Regions from separate parts of the Homo sapiens genome. Here region 1 is linked to region 2. The links are chromatin loops, found by intact Hi-C in ENCODE. Cell type or tissue: gastrocnemius medialis. All regions are shown on one strand.

What was found. A loop is a pair of places that touch in the nucleus more often than their neighbours do. Peaks named below come from ENCODE experiments on the same cell type or tissue, not always from the same donor. Only the 100,000 strongest peaks of a DNase experiment are listed, where the experiment ranks them.
Region 1: it touches region 2 in a loop (7-fold over the local background); 3 of 110 quality-filtered maps call a loop at or near these places.

The regions. Positions count from the first base shown.
Region 1 is chr9:75,447,241-75,455,240 of GRCh38, reverse strand. No RefSeq gene overlaps it. Among named protein-coding and RNA genes, the nearest start is that of OSTF1, 360 kb to the right of the region's middle. In gastrocnemius medialis, no CTCF peak of the experiment used is centred here; DNase peaks (open chromatin) are centred at 2,477 and 3,600; H3K27ac peaks cover 5,128 bases.
Region 2 is chr9:75,374,061-75,382,060 of GRCh38, reverse strand. No RefSeq gene overlaps it. Among named protein-coding and RNA genes, the nearest start is that of OSTF1, 290 kb to the right of the region's middle. In gastrocnemius medialis, no CTCF peak of the experiment used is centred here; a DNase peak (open chromatin) is centred at 3,890.

The sequences.
Region 1 (8,000 bases), 73 kb before region 2:
ATCATAAATTATATTCAAAAACTTAGATGGTCCCTGTTCTGTGATCATGTGCCTACTATACTCTTGATGTAAGTATACATCTACATCGATATCTCTATATATCTACTATCTACTAAGATGACTAAGACATCGGTCTTGCCCTCTGCACTCAGTGGGAGGAATTAGCCAAGAACACAACTCAACTCTAGCTCAAGGTACAACACAGTAAGTGCCAAGAAACCTCAAAAGTGCTCAGACCTTTTGTATGAAACAAGAGAATGAATCCAGGCAGGAGCATCAAAACAAAAACTTGAAATGACCATAGGAAAATGGTATCATGTTTGCAAGCAAAAATGCTGAATGAAACAGCATGAGCCAAGCTTCAAAGTGGAGAAGCAGTGTCATGTCTGAGGAAAAGGGGTTTGATGTAGAATATATGTACATAGAACAGGGGGACTATGGGGAAGTTGGGGTCACAGGTGAGGGTGCTCGGTATTCGGTTCTTGTTTTCACACACCCACTTTGGCAGAAGAGGGCATTTTCCTCCCTCTCTCTCCTTCCATCCCTGAAGAATATTAATATCTCAGTATTCCCTCCCACAGCCCTTCCCACTCATCAAAAATTGCTATCAGGGATAGACCTAATATAGATGACTTATGATTTGGCAAGAATTGAAGGCAGACTAATACTTCATTTGAAACCATGGCTCAATTAGAGGGTAAAGGCATTGTTTCCTATCAAAAGAATTCTAGGAACCATGATGAAGAGACACCAAATTCCTCAGCAGACTGAGAGCCAGTGGGACTAAAAGTATATCTGAATTTCAGCCCCAGTTTTCTGATTTATTTGTCATGTAGGCAAGTTATCTAACCTCTCTGCACTTCAGTATCCTTGTCTCCACTAAGAAAATCCTATCTGTCATACCACTATCACAGAGCTGTTGTAATAAGGCTCATAAAACAACCCATACAGAGACAAAGCACCCTGGTGATAAGGACGTTCACCCCACCCTGGGGTCTGGCTGCTGGCAGGTGTCCCTGATGACAATCTCACCTAGAGGCTCTGATGGGAAAGTGCAGGGAGCTGGGTAACTGTTGGGACATTGCTCCTGCCTTAGCCCTTCTCCCCATCATGGGTTCCCAAATGCACAGGACTGTGGCCCGGGCTGGCCCAATCTAGGCAGCTGGCAAAATGCACTATTACCCAAAGCACTTCAGGAGGGGTTGCACAGCAATCAGAGCTGCTGATGCACATGGACCTTCTCCTCTCACAGGTGCTGAGTGTGAAAGCATGCTGACCAAGAAGCCATTAAGGAAACCCGAATTTGGATCCTGACCTATTTCCTTGTCCCGGCTTTATCCTTGCTTGCCAATGGTAACTTGGGTAAATGATTCTTGCTCTTCAGACATCGTTACTTCTGCTATACATTGGAGGAAATACCAACTGCCTTGTCTACTTCATAAACCTAAGATGCATTTTGCAAAAGTATGCTGTTATTACTGTTTGTGTTTCTATCTGACAGAAGAGCCTTTTGGTCACTTTTGGACACTCTTGGAGGCATGGGACATCCTTTGAGGCATATCCCAAATGCTGTGTCCTCAATTACAGCTTCCCCAGTTTTCCCGGCACAGTTACTCTCCATCCTGTGCATCTCAAGCTCTTCATTAGCTCCTCTGATATACCTCACCGCATATTCTAATTGCATGTGTGTGTCTCCCCCTCTAAGGTCCTCAAAGCCCAGGAGTCCTACATTGAATACTTGGGGCCTGGCATTGGCCTTGCACATTGTGTTTGCACAAGAAATATTTGAACAAAAGAGTTCTCAGATAGTGGTTTTATTCTGGACTTCCTTTTTGCCTCTAGGCCATCACTGACATGGAAACAGGACACTTTTTAGAAACTTCGTAAAGGCTCAGCCTGGAGCAGCAGAAGTTAAATACAAGAATATCACAATAGGATGGGGACCAACAAGTGCAGTGTGGCCCATTTTACATTCCGTTCTTTGTCCTCAGGGCTCTAAGGCAGATGTGTCCTTACTCTTTTCCCTCTGTCTTAGACACTATGTCCTGAAGATATTTCTAATGGAAACACTGTAATTGGAAATTGGGCCACATGCTTGTATTGAGGGATCCACTGCAGAAGACCTGCCAATAAATTACTCAACAGCACCACACCACTGTCACCCAAGACTCTGTTAAATACACAATATTCTACTCCCAGATGCCAAGAAGCATAAAGAGATACTTTCATTGTAAAGCAGAGGAATGTGAAACAGCTAAACCAAAAATTTTGCTAAAGTTGTTAAGATTTTCCCCCCTTAGTGTGATCTCAAGATGAAATGCAATTCAGCAGTTAAAAACAGAACAATTTAAGAGTGTTCTGTTCCAAAGCATGAAACATGCAAAAATGTAGTCTGAAGATTGTCGAGCTGGGCTGGCAATCAGATTCATCAGCCATTTTTGGGTACTGCTTTCTAAAAGGAAGTATTAGTGGAATCCAGCTGAGCCAGGCAAAGTCTCAATAATATTAACATCACTTGCTCCATTGCTCTTGGTAGTAAGAGGAACATCCCATAATGGCTTGTAATCATATTGCACAATGCTGTGTCTAAAGACATGGTTTATTAAGGAGGAGATGGTCACTGATGTGTTTCTCTATGTGATAAAACACTTCTTGCTAAAAGCAACCAGGGCAAATGGAATATTACAAATGATTCTGAATGCTACGGAGAGTTAAAACAAATTAGATGTCTGTGCCTCCAGTTGGGTTGCCATTCTTTGTAATAAAATTGTCTCCTGAGAGGAATGCATGTTGTTTGCGATTTGGAAGACATCTTTGTAAGCTTCTGCCCAACACATCAGAATTCTTTTTATCACGTTCAATTGCTATATTTCAAGAAATAATTTACAGCACCACTGCAGACAGTCGAGGCTTTCACTATTGCATACTTTTCCTAAGCTAACTTTTTTATGTATGTTATTTTATTTAATCTCATAACAACCTGTTATCTGATATGATTATTAAGTACATTTTATTAATTAGTAAAACTGGGGCTTAAAGAGGTTATGTAACTGCTTCAATGTCACACAACTAGTAAATAGCAAAACTGGCTTTCTAACTCCAGTCCTACTAATTCCACAGCCCACAATTCCCATTTTATGGATGAAGACACCAGGGATGAGAGAGGTTAATAACTAAACCACATCTGGTTACACTGCAGAGCTGGAATGCAAAACAAAGTGTGTCCACCTCCAAGCCACGCTCTTTTCCCATTATATGACCGTGTTGTCTCTTGCATTTATCTGTGTTTCTTAAAATCCTCTCAGTAGGTAGATGGGGATAGATACCTCTCAGCTTTCCCCCAAGCTCCTGCCTCCTCAGGTATTTAGTGCCCTGTAAGCAGGTCAGCAGAATCCTGACTACTGAGAGAAGAGAGGCTCTGTCATTCTCATGGGGCCACCCAGTTGCACCTGTGCTGAGGTCAAAGACATTGCTGCCTCCACATATCAGAGAGGCAGCTGGAGTGAGTCTGGACATTTACAAAGGCACAGGAATCTTGCCAAAGACATCAATGTTCCTAAAACTGTGACTCAGTCTTTACAGAGCTCTTGAGTGTCTCCAATGTATTTAATAAGTAGTTTTGGCAGCTTACTCTGCACTGGCCCTGAGGCAAGCTGTAGGGACATAAAAATGACAGATATGGGTCCTGCCCTCAAGTATAAAAATAATAGCTCACAATTGTCAGCATTTAGTATATGCCAGAGATCCTCTCTTGCTTCACATACTTTAACTCAGTTAATCTTCACATATCCCATGATTGGTATACCTAAAGCTCCCGTTTTACAGACGAGGGCATTGGGGCACAGAAAACTTAAATATAACTTTCCCATTGTCTAGTGGGACACAGACAAGTAAACAAACCTTGCCAATGCAACGGGTTAATCCCTGGGCCTGAGGGAACACAGGATGATGTGGGGCTCAGAGCAGGGATCTTAGCCCAGCCTTGGGGGTTAGAAAAGGCTTCTCAGTGACCACAGAATGCATTGAAATTAGCCAACGAGGAGGTGAGGCACCAGTGAGGCATAAGTGCTTGATACAGCAGGGATAGTGAGGCAACTTCAGGTCCTAGAAAAGTTCAGTGTGCCTGAAGCAAAGAGAGAACAAAAAATGAAGCCAGAGTGATACATCTGGTGGGCATTTTTTTTTTCATATGGCTCATTGCCAGAGCCTAAAATCCTCTTCAAATGATCAGAACTGGAGACTCTTCAAAGTCAGAAACATGATCTAGACTGTAGCAAATCAAAAGTCGGGAAGCATGATTAATGTCATATTGCTTTGCAATACTGCTTTTTCAAGGATCTTTTTCCCCTTCAATTCAGGTTAATTCTGGGGTGTCTTGTTTTACCTCCTGGGGTGTCTTGTTTTACCTCCTGCTGTGATGAGAGGTATTTGGGAAAGGAATATTCTTGCCTCCCAGAACGTTTTCAGCAAACTTTTCACAAAATTGCAGGCCCACCGGCCTCATTTGGAGCAGGCACACCTAGAGGGCTACACACCTCTGTGCACTCTCTATCCCTCTGCAGCCCCACCTCTAACAACAGGAAGCCCGAAAAGGTGTCGACTCACTATTGATTCCTGACGCAATGAGTCCCCTAGCTCTCTCCTTCCAAAAAAGAGGCACAATAAAATCCTACTGCAAGATCATATCTATTTCGTACCTAAGAACATGGAGTAATTCACAAAAGCATAATCACTAAAAGTCAAGAGTAGAAAATGTCACTTCCTGATCTTTGTAATCCAGGTACTGCAAGGCATTTGAAAACTACTACCGGGTGGTACTAATCACATGAAAATCCATATAGCATAAGAGATTAAACCATCCTCCCACACTTGATTGTATCCTTGATCCCATCCCTCCCACGTACTTATGTCCCCAGCTTGGGACAGTTCTTGATTATTTTTGAGGAAGTCTAGATAGATGTCTATCACTTCCCTACATATGTGCTCAGTTGTTACAATAGGTTATGCTCTGGTGTTTGACCCCAAATGAGGACTAAAGCATGATGGAATAAGAAAGATGACGGCTACGTAGAGGCCCCCAAGGCATATCTCAAACCCAGCACCTCTGGTCACCTCATTCTAAGAATGCACTCTTTCCTCTTCTTCCAAATTTGAAGCTCATCGCAGGTGGGCGTGACTGGCTGTATGCCAGAGAATAAATGAAGGAAGATAGTAGATACTAAAAACCAGGTGTTTTCACAAATTGAACTTTAAAGATCCTTGTATTGGGTAAGTCCAAAATGTAAATGGAGGCTGAATTAGGGTTAAAAAATATTTTTAAGTTCCTGTTCATTTCTTTGATTCCTCAAGGCGATAATTCAGTACAATCAAGTCATTAAGTCAGGTAGGTTTCAGAGTACACACTTGAGGGACCTCCCTCCCCCTTCTGTCTTGTACTGTCTCTCTCTCTCTCTCTCTCTGCTTCCCTCCCTCTTTCCCCTCCACTCTTCTCGTATTTATCAGGTATTATTTGAGCACCCACCTTGCACCAGTCAATATCCTAGGAGCTCCAAGGTAAGCATGGCCCTGCCTTCTGCCATTCAGAGGACCTTGATCATCTCATATTGATCTGCTTTTTAAAATTTATTTTCATTTTTATTTAATTTCAGAGACAGGGTCTCACTCTGCCATCCACTGGAGTACAGTACTGAAATCATCACTCACTGCAGCTTTAAAATCCTGAGCTCAAGTGATCTTCCTGCCTCAGCCTTCTGAGTAGCTGGAGCCACAAGCACACGCCACCACACCCAGCTAATCTTTTTTATTTTTTGTAGAGACAGGTCTTGCTATGTTGCCCAAGCTGGTCTCAAACTCCTGACCTCAAGCTATCCTCTGGCCTCAGCCTCCCCAAGTGCTAGGATTACAGATGCAAGCCACAGTCCCTGATCATCCATCTGCTTTTGAGGCAGGTACAAAAACCAGCCACAGAGATAACACATGCAGAAGTCCCAGACACCTCCGGTAGGCCTTTTTCCTCTTCCATCTATTCATGTCCTAGAAATGGATGTTAGAAGGTAGAAAGTTTAGAGGGAAAACAATTAAGAAGTTTGCTGAGTCAGAGATTTTTCAGGTGGCTATTAACCTTCACTCCCAAGTGATTGCTCCATCCTCCCCTGTCCCCGGCTCCCACCACCCCAGTTCCTTGCATTTGGATTTTCTCATCTCCAAACTTATTGAAAGTTGTTTCTTTAAACTTTTTAAAATAAGATTTGAAAACAGTTGGCTTAAAAGTCTCCTTTGTGATTGAATAGTGCCTATGACTACGATCTCCTAAGGATGTTACTTCAAAATGTTCTAAGAATATCCTAGTGGGACCAGTTCCTTGAAAATAACAGCCTTTGCAAAACATAATACATGATAATGCTGTATCATTTTCTAAGCACATAAGCAAGATCTTGGAGGTCTGCAACTCCTCAGTGCCTCTAATCTCTATCTTTTCCTACCTGGTGGGTATTTCTGATAAAAAGGCAGTGCTTCCTCAAGCCTAAGAGTTTTTTCACCACAAAGACAACCTCAGCTGCAATTCATACCTCTGCTTTTAAGAACACTTCAAAAATGGCTGAGGCAGACAGAGTTCTTCAGAATCCAGGCCCCACTGAATCTTGGAGGTGGTGAGAGGGAAAGGGATTCCTTTCTCCCTTCATAACCTCAAGACAACTGAACACTGCCAATGGAATTCTTGCTAGCTATCCCCAGAGTTTGACCTCAGGCTGTTACAGAAACAATGTTTTCCATGCGGAGCTCTTGGTTAAGAAATTTCCTCTCACCCTGAGAGTCCAACAAAGCAGTGGTTTATACACCCTCAGCCTCAGTGCAAATAGTCTAGGCTGGGCCATCCAAGCTGGCAAGAACTGTGATTTCCTGGTAGCTCTGCATGTGTGCGCTCAGTTGTCATTTTATAGCTGGGGGATTTTTTTTGTTGTTGTTAAATAAAAAAGTGTGCTTGGGTGAGAAGACAGTCAAAATTCTTTTTGGAGCATGCAGACAAGTAGTAGGGAAGGGATATCTCCCAGGCAGAGAGGGAAGATGCCTGTGAGGGAGTTCTCTTTGTAAGAGGAAGGAGGAAGACTTGCCTGCTTTTCAATAAGGAACTTCAAAGTAGGCCCCTGGTTATTTTCTTGTTTACTCCCCACTCTGTGTCATTTTCTCCTGATAAGCTGAATTGTTGACTGAAAATGACTGCTTCATCCCTAAAAAAGAATCAAGGGAGTTATCTAATGCTGGGCTGTTTTCAGTAGCAGCAGAGAAGAGAAGGAGGGAGGATGGGAAGGAGGGAGAGGAAAGAAAAAGAAAAATCATATTACAAGTACCTGGATATGGACGTATAGCTATAAATAAAATCTTCTTGTTCTGTTCCTGACATCATTTACTAAATCTGTATTCACAGAAGAGCCATGTATTAAATTATAAAAGAGGGCATCCATCTACTCATGAGGATTTTCATTAAGAAGCATTCTGTAGCCACACAATGCACTATCATGATGAATCCATGGTAAATAAATAACATGTACATTTCCAGAAGTAATCACTGTGTCTCTTCCTTCCTTTCTGGTTTAGTATGCAGTGAAATTGGGCATCTGTCATATTCTTCCATGTACATTGACAGCTACAACTCAGACAGGTTTCTTTACCTTCTCTTTAAACACAGTTACCTTTCTTTTGAACTATGTAGCCATTCCATTACCACTTCAGGCCTGCTTTCACAGGATGCCAGTGGTGCTAAGCCTTCAGTGCTGACCTGCTGAGTTGCAAAGCCATGCTGCAGTGTGAAGCCCTCAGTGTTAGCATCTATCGCTCCTCAGGTGTCTATTATGATACCAGTGGGATAATCCAATACAGCTAGGCCATCCTGGCAGTTCCCCAGCCTCCAACCCTTATGGCTTTGCACTTGCTTAGGGCCCACATTATTATTATTATTATTATTATTATTATTATTATTATTATTTTGAGATGGAGTTTTG
Region 2 (8,000 bases):
CCACTAAACTGTATGAGATGGGTGTTTTTATTAGTCTATTTCACAAAGGAGAAAACTGAGCTGGAAGAAGTTAAGTGACTTGGTCTAAGTTATATAGCTAGTAGATGGCAAGGCTCAGATTTGGACCCAGGCAGTCTGCACTTAAGAACTATCTTTATGGTATTTTCATTTTGCTTCGGCTCCAGCATTTCGTCCACCTACCCCAGTTTGAAAAACAATTTGAGCTGAATTTGCTTCACTCTGAAGAAAGAACTTTTTAGAAAATCCATTAAACTATTCTGGGGGACATCATTTTTTTCTACTTTTTAATGTAATAAAAACAGAAATATGTATGTTACCTTGATTGTTTGAAGTCTGGGATTATTTGAGCTTTATCATAGAAGACAAACATCTTTTTAACTTTTATTTGTCACTGTGCTGATTACCTCCTTTAATAGTAATTTGAATTCCTGTGTAAACAAACTCCTTATGACACAAGAAAGAAAACCTGCTGTAAAGGAAAAAATTGGGGGGAAAGAAGAACCTAGCTTTTGTTTCTTGACTGTAAGGTGTTCTGCTTTGATAATGCAAACCAAGCAACCAACTTAAAAGTGGTCTGAAAACAAAAATCCTTGTAGATGAAGGGTCTATACTCTTCAGGCTTCTAAATCTTATTTCAAGACTTCTTTTTCCCCTCCTTGGTAGACAAGTTATTTTCTAAGTGGTAAAGGAGTCAAGAGGTAGGTAATTTGTTTCCTTTTTTATTTTAGAGAGTATGTTACTGGTTGTGGCTGTAGAACATTTTCAAATTGGAGTCTTCAGCCAAGCTTACTGAAATGCCAAGTTATGCCTGGGTTACATATACATAAAGCTTCCCCACTGGAGAAATCCAGCTGTCTCATAGTCCTTCTGGAGGGACTTACTCTTTTAAGTACTGAATTGAAGATCTGGGATATTTGATTTTCTGTTTATCAGGGCAAATAAAATTTTAGCCTCCTAATAAATATAAAGAAAATCCTTGGACCACATATTGTCCCCCTTTAAACAGGCAGTGCATGTGAAATGTTTTATTATTGTAAAATAAATCAGTAAATAACCTGAGGCAACTGAAGTAGCATATATGCTTATATATTTCCCTGGGCTTTGAAATCTTTATATATATTTATATTTTTATATATATATTTATTTATTTATATTTATATAAATATTTATATATTTATATTTATATATATTTATATATATAATTTTTTTTTGAGACAGAGTCTTGCTGTATTGCCCAGGCTGGAGTGCAGTGGTGCGATCTCCACTCACTGCAACCACCTCCCTTGTTCAAGTGATTCTCCTGCCTCAGCCTCCTGAGTAGCTGGGATTACAGGTGTGTGCCACCACGCCCAGGTAATTTTTGTATTTTTAGTAGAGACGGGGTTTCACCATGTTAGTCAGGCTGGTCTTGACCTCTTGACCTCATGATCCACCCGCCTTGGCCTCCCAAAGTGCTGGAATTACAAGTGTGAGCCACCACTCCCAGCTAAATATAATTATTTTAAAAAATCAAATAAAAGGCATCTCTAGTGCACTATTAGAAACAGGAAGAAGTCCAAAACAAATAACTGGAATAATGGCCTAATCTTATTTGCTAGCCCATACAATGAGGTAGTGGCTGACACTTATTTCCAGCCGGGATGGTTTTTAGCAATCCCCAAACCCTGGTTGATCTCAATGGAAATCTCTTTTCAAAATGATCAGTCAGTTATAGGTACATGAAGTCAGCTTGAAGATAGTTGATGACTTTTGGATATGGAATTGTCTATGTATGCATGATTATCACATCTATTCCCATAGTGACAAAGTGTTCAGATGAAGACAGATATAGATGAGGTCAGATGTGAAGACAAGGTGTAGAAGGGAGAAAGAAGGTGGAGGAAGAATGGAAAGCCAAGGGGGATAAGGAAAAGAAAGACAAAAAGAGAAAAGTCCCATTTTGCCTGATGGCTCAAGAGCATTTTAGTTTAGGTTTATGTTGTTTAGTTTAGGTTTTGTTGTTTTTCTTATCTGCAGAAGTTCCACGGCCTCTAGATTTAGAACATTTGTGCTTGATAATCACACATTACTGAAAGATGGTCTATGAAAAAGTTTTAGATTTATGGGTATAAGGAAACACATGCTATACAATTTAGAAAACTATATATCCAGCTTTGTATATTTCTTTCAGATTTAAAATATCTTCAACATCTTCAAAACAGGATTCAAGTCATTCTCAAGCTGTTTGAGATCATCCTTGTATTTCTAAATAGGTCAGAGCCTGGGCCACAGCAAGTAGCTAAAAACCTGGATAATAGATCCTGTTCTTGTTGACTGGATGAAGTTAATAAAGCTTCTGAGTCTAGATCCAGGGAAACATTACTACCATTAAAACTGAAACAAGGTAGAGCACAGTGGCTCATGCCTCTAATCCCAGCCCTTTGGGAGGCCAAAGTGGGTGGATCACCTGAGGTCAGGAGTTCAAGACCAGCCTGGCAACATGGTGAAACCCATTTCTACTGAAATACAAAAATTGGCCACTGTAGTGATGCATGCCTGTAATCCCAGCTACTTGGGAGGCTGAGGCAGGAGAATTGCTTGAACCCAGGAGGCACAGGTTGCAGTGAGCTGAGATGGCGCCACTGTACTCCAGCCCAGACAACAGAGTGAGACTGTCTCACAAAAAGAAAAGAAAAGAAAAGAAAACAAAAAAAAAAAAACAAAAAACAAAAAAAAAAAACCTTAAACAAGTGTTTACAAAATATAATCCACAAAATTTTAGACCCATGTGATGTTGATCAGTTTTCCAGGGAGGAAAGATTGCATAATTCATAAGTTTGAGAAACTTGGATTTTTGGATTTCAACAAAATGCAAATCCAATCATGTGACTGTCCACAAAATGGGTATTTTATGCCAAGTTTCCCAACCCTTAGCCATTCCATGGGCTAACGTCCCATGGAATATACTTTAGGACACATTGGTCTACATCAATTCCTACTTCACCTCCTTCACAAAACAATCTCCATTTTCTTTTGGGGTAACCAGATGACTACTACCATAGCTACAAAGTGAGGAGACTAGTTTCATTTTACTTAAAGTTACATGATTTGAGGGGAAGCAAAGGTCTATTTTAAAAATTATTTTGACATTTTTATAACCCCCCAAGTGGCAGGAAGAGCTGAAATCATTGTCACTGTATCAGAAATAACACACCCTGGGAAGGCATTGTGGCATAATATTGAAATCAACCAAGGCTCAGATCTGGACTTTAGCAACTATTTGCTGTGTGGCCTTGGGGAAGGTCTGATCAGCTCTAAGCCTCTTAATTTGCCTCTTTAACATGAGGGTGATGATGCAAACCTCCTAACATTGTATGAGGTTTAAATGAAGTAGTATGTGGAAAAGCAACTTTCCTAGAGTTGGTTTCAGAGTTGACACACCATTAAAGTAAGTTATTTTCCCCCTTTTCCTTCCTCCCTCCCCCCTCCTGCCACCCTCCCCCATCCTGGAGTCCAAATATTTCAGGAAAACTGATAAAGTAAATAAACATCACTCCTTAACTCTAAAATATCAAACTCAAGAAACTGGCATTCCAGTCTGGGTGGAGCAGACACATAGGTTTGATTCCGTTCACAAATGATGAAACTTCTAGACTCTTCCTCCTGAGATTCCACTCTGGAAAGGTCTCCTGTCAAAAAACAAAGAGATCAATCTTGTCCCAAAGGTCAACATGTTTGTCACCTCCTGTCTAGACTACAGCAGTGCTCGCAACCTGGACCTCCCACAGGGAACCGTCCGCTGACAGCAGATGACCCAGACGTGACAGCATGCCTGCTGGTTAGTCAGCCCACAGCAAGCCCAGCACACCCAGGCCAGGCGGATTCTCAGCCTTGGCTGCTGTTTGACGTCAAGTCCAATTTATGATCTGGGCTCTTGAATTAAATCACCAGGCAGTGATGAGCCCGGGCTGCTGGAAGACCTTTTCATTCCACACATCCCGCTGATAACTTGTTGGACATGGAGGTATTGGGACACGATGCAGATATCTTTTCATTAAGGTTTGTTTTTAATTAGAATAACTGGACCCATGTGTGCTTCTAGTTAACCATGTAGGTGTCGCCGGGCTAAGAGGAGTTTGCATTTAGCCCTGCCTCCCCAGACCAGACACTGGGGTCCAGGACTCCTTAAAGGATTAAAAAAGTAAACTGATCACAAAGAGGTTTTATTCAAAAGCCTAAAAGTAGTTAAAATTAGCATTCTTGCCCTCATTCCACCCCCTTCTCCAGGTCATTATTTTGAACTGCTTAGAATTCAAAATACATTTCTGCCTACAAGTCCAGAAGGTGTCACATTGAGATATTTTTTCAGCAAGGATGGTATCATCAACATTCTCTATCAGCTCCTTTGATGACCAATATTTCTAGTGTGTTCATTCAAAAGTCACCAGCAAGAAGCTGTGAGAAAGTGAGAAAGTAGAATTATATAACATAACCCCACCCTGCAGGAGACAAGGGCTTTAGGCATGCAGCCTCGGTCAGGTCAGTAGGACAGAGTGGGTTTCTTTGAAAGTCTGGTTTTTATTTTGTTTTTGTTTTTGTTTTTCTTCTAGAATTCAACTTCTATCTTGAATTAAGCTAATCAACTTACCTTTGTTTGGCCTTTTGAAGAGAAGAGGCTGATCTTATTTACTACTTGTCAATTTGCCAGAAACATGTTTACTTTTATTTAGATGAACTTGGCTGCCAGCAATAGCAGTGAAAGAAGAGAAGGTATATGGAGAGTAAGAAAGACAGCCCAGCAGAATTGGGAAAGATTATTTAAAAGGAGCAGAATGCTCTCTCCCAGAAAGTCAGAAATGAGAGAGAGAGAGAGAATATGAATGAGACAGAGAGAGAGAGATTGAGTAATTCAATATAAAGGTACAATCTCAATCTGCCAGATTACTCAATCTGCCATTGCCTTCTCCATCAGCATCAAAACCTCAGAGAACACGGAATTATAAACCAGATCCCATCCTCCAGCCACAAATTACACAAGCTTAGAGTGCTCAGAGGCAATGACAATATTAAAGAGTTTCAAAAATAAAGTATGCTTCATTTCTATTTGAACAACTCCCTATAGCCTCCTTGATTCAACACAGCTTCTTACAATCCTTTCATTTGCATCATTCCTTTTCTTCCCATGAAATACCCTCCTGCAACTTGAGACAAGATGGAACATGCTACATAGGAATCTTTGCGACTATTTAAGATTCCATCTAAATGTACACAGTCCCCATGGGATCAGAAAAATTTGCTGTTCAGTTTTCCGGGCACACAACTTTATAATATCAGGATTAACAGGAACTTGTACATTAATGCCTAGAGGTTTTTTGCCCTCCTGATATTCCTCAGATAAAACTCAAGGGGGTTAGGAGGTTTCCACATAGTTCTTTTTCCAAGCAGTCTGTCATTCTTGGTGCATCACCCACACTTTCCGAAAATGGCACAAAATCCAGCCAGACTCTTCCAAGAAAGGGATTATGTCACTCCTCAATCCTATGATGCCTCTGAAATAACCTAAACAAGTTTTTTTCCCACTGAAGGGGTACACCTTCAGTTCTTTCTACAGGCCAGGCATAAGATCTTGAATCTCTTAACTTTATTCTGTATTGATATAATTACAGAAATGGATAATAGTGATTTTTTTCTAGATGAACACTTCATACTGAGTGACACCTTCTCATTGTGGTCCACATGCTTTAAACTGTTGTCTATTTAATATTTCCGTATCTTTCGTCATTCCCTTCCCCTGTGGTTTTCTTTCCTAACTGCTAGATAGTTCTGAGGCAGGGCACTGGACCAATGGCATTAAAAGGAACAGAAGAGGCCGGGCGCGGTGGCTCACGCCTGTAATCCCAGCACTTTGGGAGGCCGAGGCGGGCGGATCACGAGGTCAGGAGATCGAGACCATCCCGGCTAAAACGGTGAAACCCCGTCTCTACTAAAAATACAAAAAATTAGCCGGGCGTAGTGGCGGGAGCCTGTAGTCCCAGCTACTTGGGAGGCTGAGGCAGGAGAATGGCGGGAACCCGGGAGGCGGAGCTTGCAGTGAGCCGAGATCCCGCCACTGCACTCCAGCCTGGACGACAGAGCGAGACTCCGTCTCAAAAAAAAAAAAAAAAAAAAAGGAACAGAAGAGAGAAATGAAGAGTAACAGTCCTCTTAGGCAATCATCTTAATTGACCAAAAGGCAAGTCAGGCTGTATGAAAAAGTATAAACCATATGTATACCACATATACATCTTAGATCTTTACCATCTGGTTTCTCACACTTAGATGAGCCTTTAGAGCAAAAGGAAGAAGAATCACTTTGTAAGAAATCTGATTTGCAAAACACCTTTCTCTTGTGTGTGTGTGTGTGTGTGTGTGTGTGTGTGTGTGTGTGTGTGTGTGTTGGCTTTATTTGAGGTTAAAAAAATGATGAGATCTAAATTCCCAAATTGATAGTACTACAAAATTATATGTGGAGATTTCCAGAACATTTCCATTCTGAAACAAGTAAGCAAATAATTTTGTTCAACAAAAGACTCAAGATACAATTTATAAAAGTTTTGGCTAGACTAGACTAGAAACACTGAGAGAAATACTACATAAGTGTAAATAGATAGTGTGAATTTGTACCATTAGGATTTAATAATGGAAGTATAAAAAGAAATCTTAAATAAATGGGCAAAGTTAGCCGACACCAAATGCACTAGAATTTGTTGCCTCTACACGTCAAAGTAAAATGTCACAAGTGCCAAAACGAAGGGATATGCAGAGTGTTATTGGCATTCCTTCTTGCTGAGGAGATCAGAAAAGATTTCATGGAGGTATTTGATCCGAGCCCTGAAGGAAGGCAGCATTTTGACAGGCAGCAATGGGCATAGAGGAAATTGAATAGTGAGAGAAATCATTTAAAGAGAGCTAAGGTAAACAGTTAGGAAATAATGCATGCTTAAGGAACAGTGACCCATCCAGTGTGGCTGGATGGAATACAAGTCATATAAAGAAGAGTAGTGGGTGATAGGCTGGAAATTTGGCTTGGAATCAGGTCATGGAGTACCCTGAATTTCTCACAAAGTAATATGAACACTTGTGTCTGCTAACGGAGAATTGTTGAAGGTTTTTTAATAGAGAAATGATATAATCAGAATCAAGCTTTGAAAAGATTAATCTGGCAGTAAGATGTAGAATACTTTGGAAGAAACTGAGGAGTTACAAGGCCAGGGTAATAATACAGATAAGAAATAATGAGGGTCAGATCTACAATAGTGAGAGTAAAAATGGGAAGAAGGTAAGAGATAGATGTGAGGAATGTTGAAAATATAGAATCAAAAGGACTCTGACTAATTATATTAGAAAATGTAGGGAAAGAAGGAAACTGGTCTGAGTAATTATAAGTGTAATGCTAATTATTGAAATTAAAAATAAACCAGAAGAGCATGCTTGTAGATGATGAGTTCAGATTTCACTGTGTCCAGCGTTCAGAGATATTTGTCATGAAAACATGTAACTGTATGGCCTATCCTCCTTGCTGCATCCTTACCCCTATACGCCACATCCAGAAGCCATAGTGATTTGACTAAGAACTTAGTTAGGCTTTATAAGTAGCTAGATGTTTGTGTAATGAATAAAACAAGCCATTAAGAAGTATGTGGCCAAAAATGGGGCCATTACTTATTTCAAGGAAAGGCATGTGTTAGGGCAATAGTAGCTCCTATGAATAGAAAGTCTATCAAATTTCAGTGGCCTAGCATTATAGAATTTATTTTTTCACTCATTTGCATTCAGTTGCCACTGGCAGGAGAAGGGGGGACTCCATGCAGTCATTCAGGGACCCAGGATTATGAAAATTCTTTCATCTTGGCTTCCAAGGCCATCCTAGTAGTATTGCCCAATTAGCAGGGAACAAGAGAGAGAATGAAAAATTTTATAGAAGAGCTCTAGGGACCAAGCCTAAAAATGGTATAGATCAC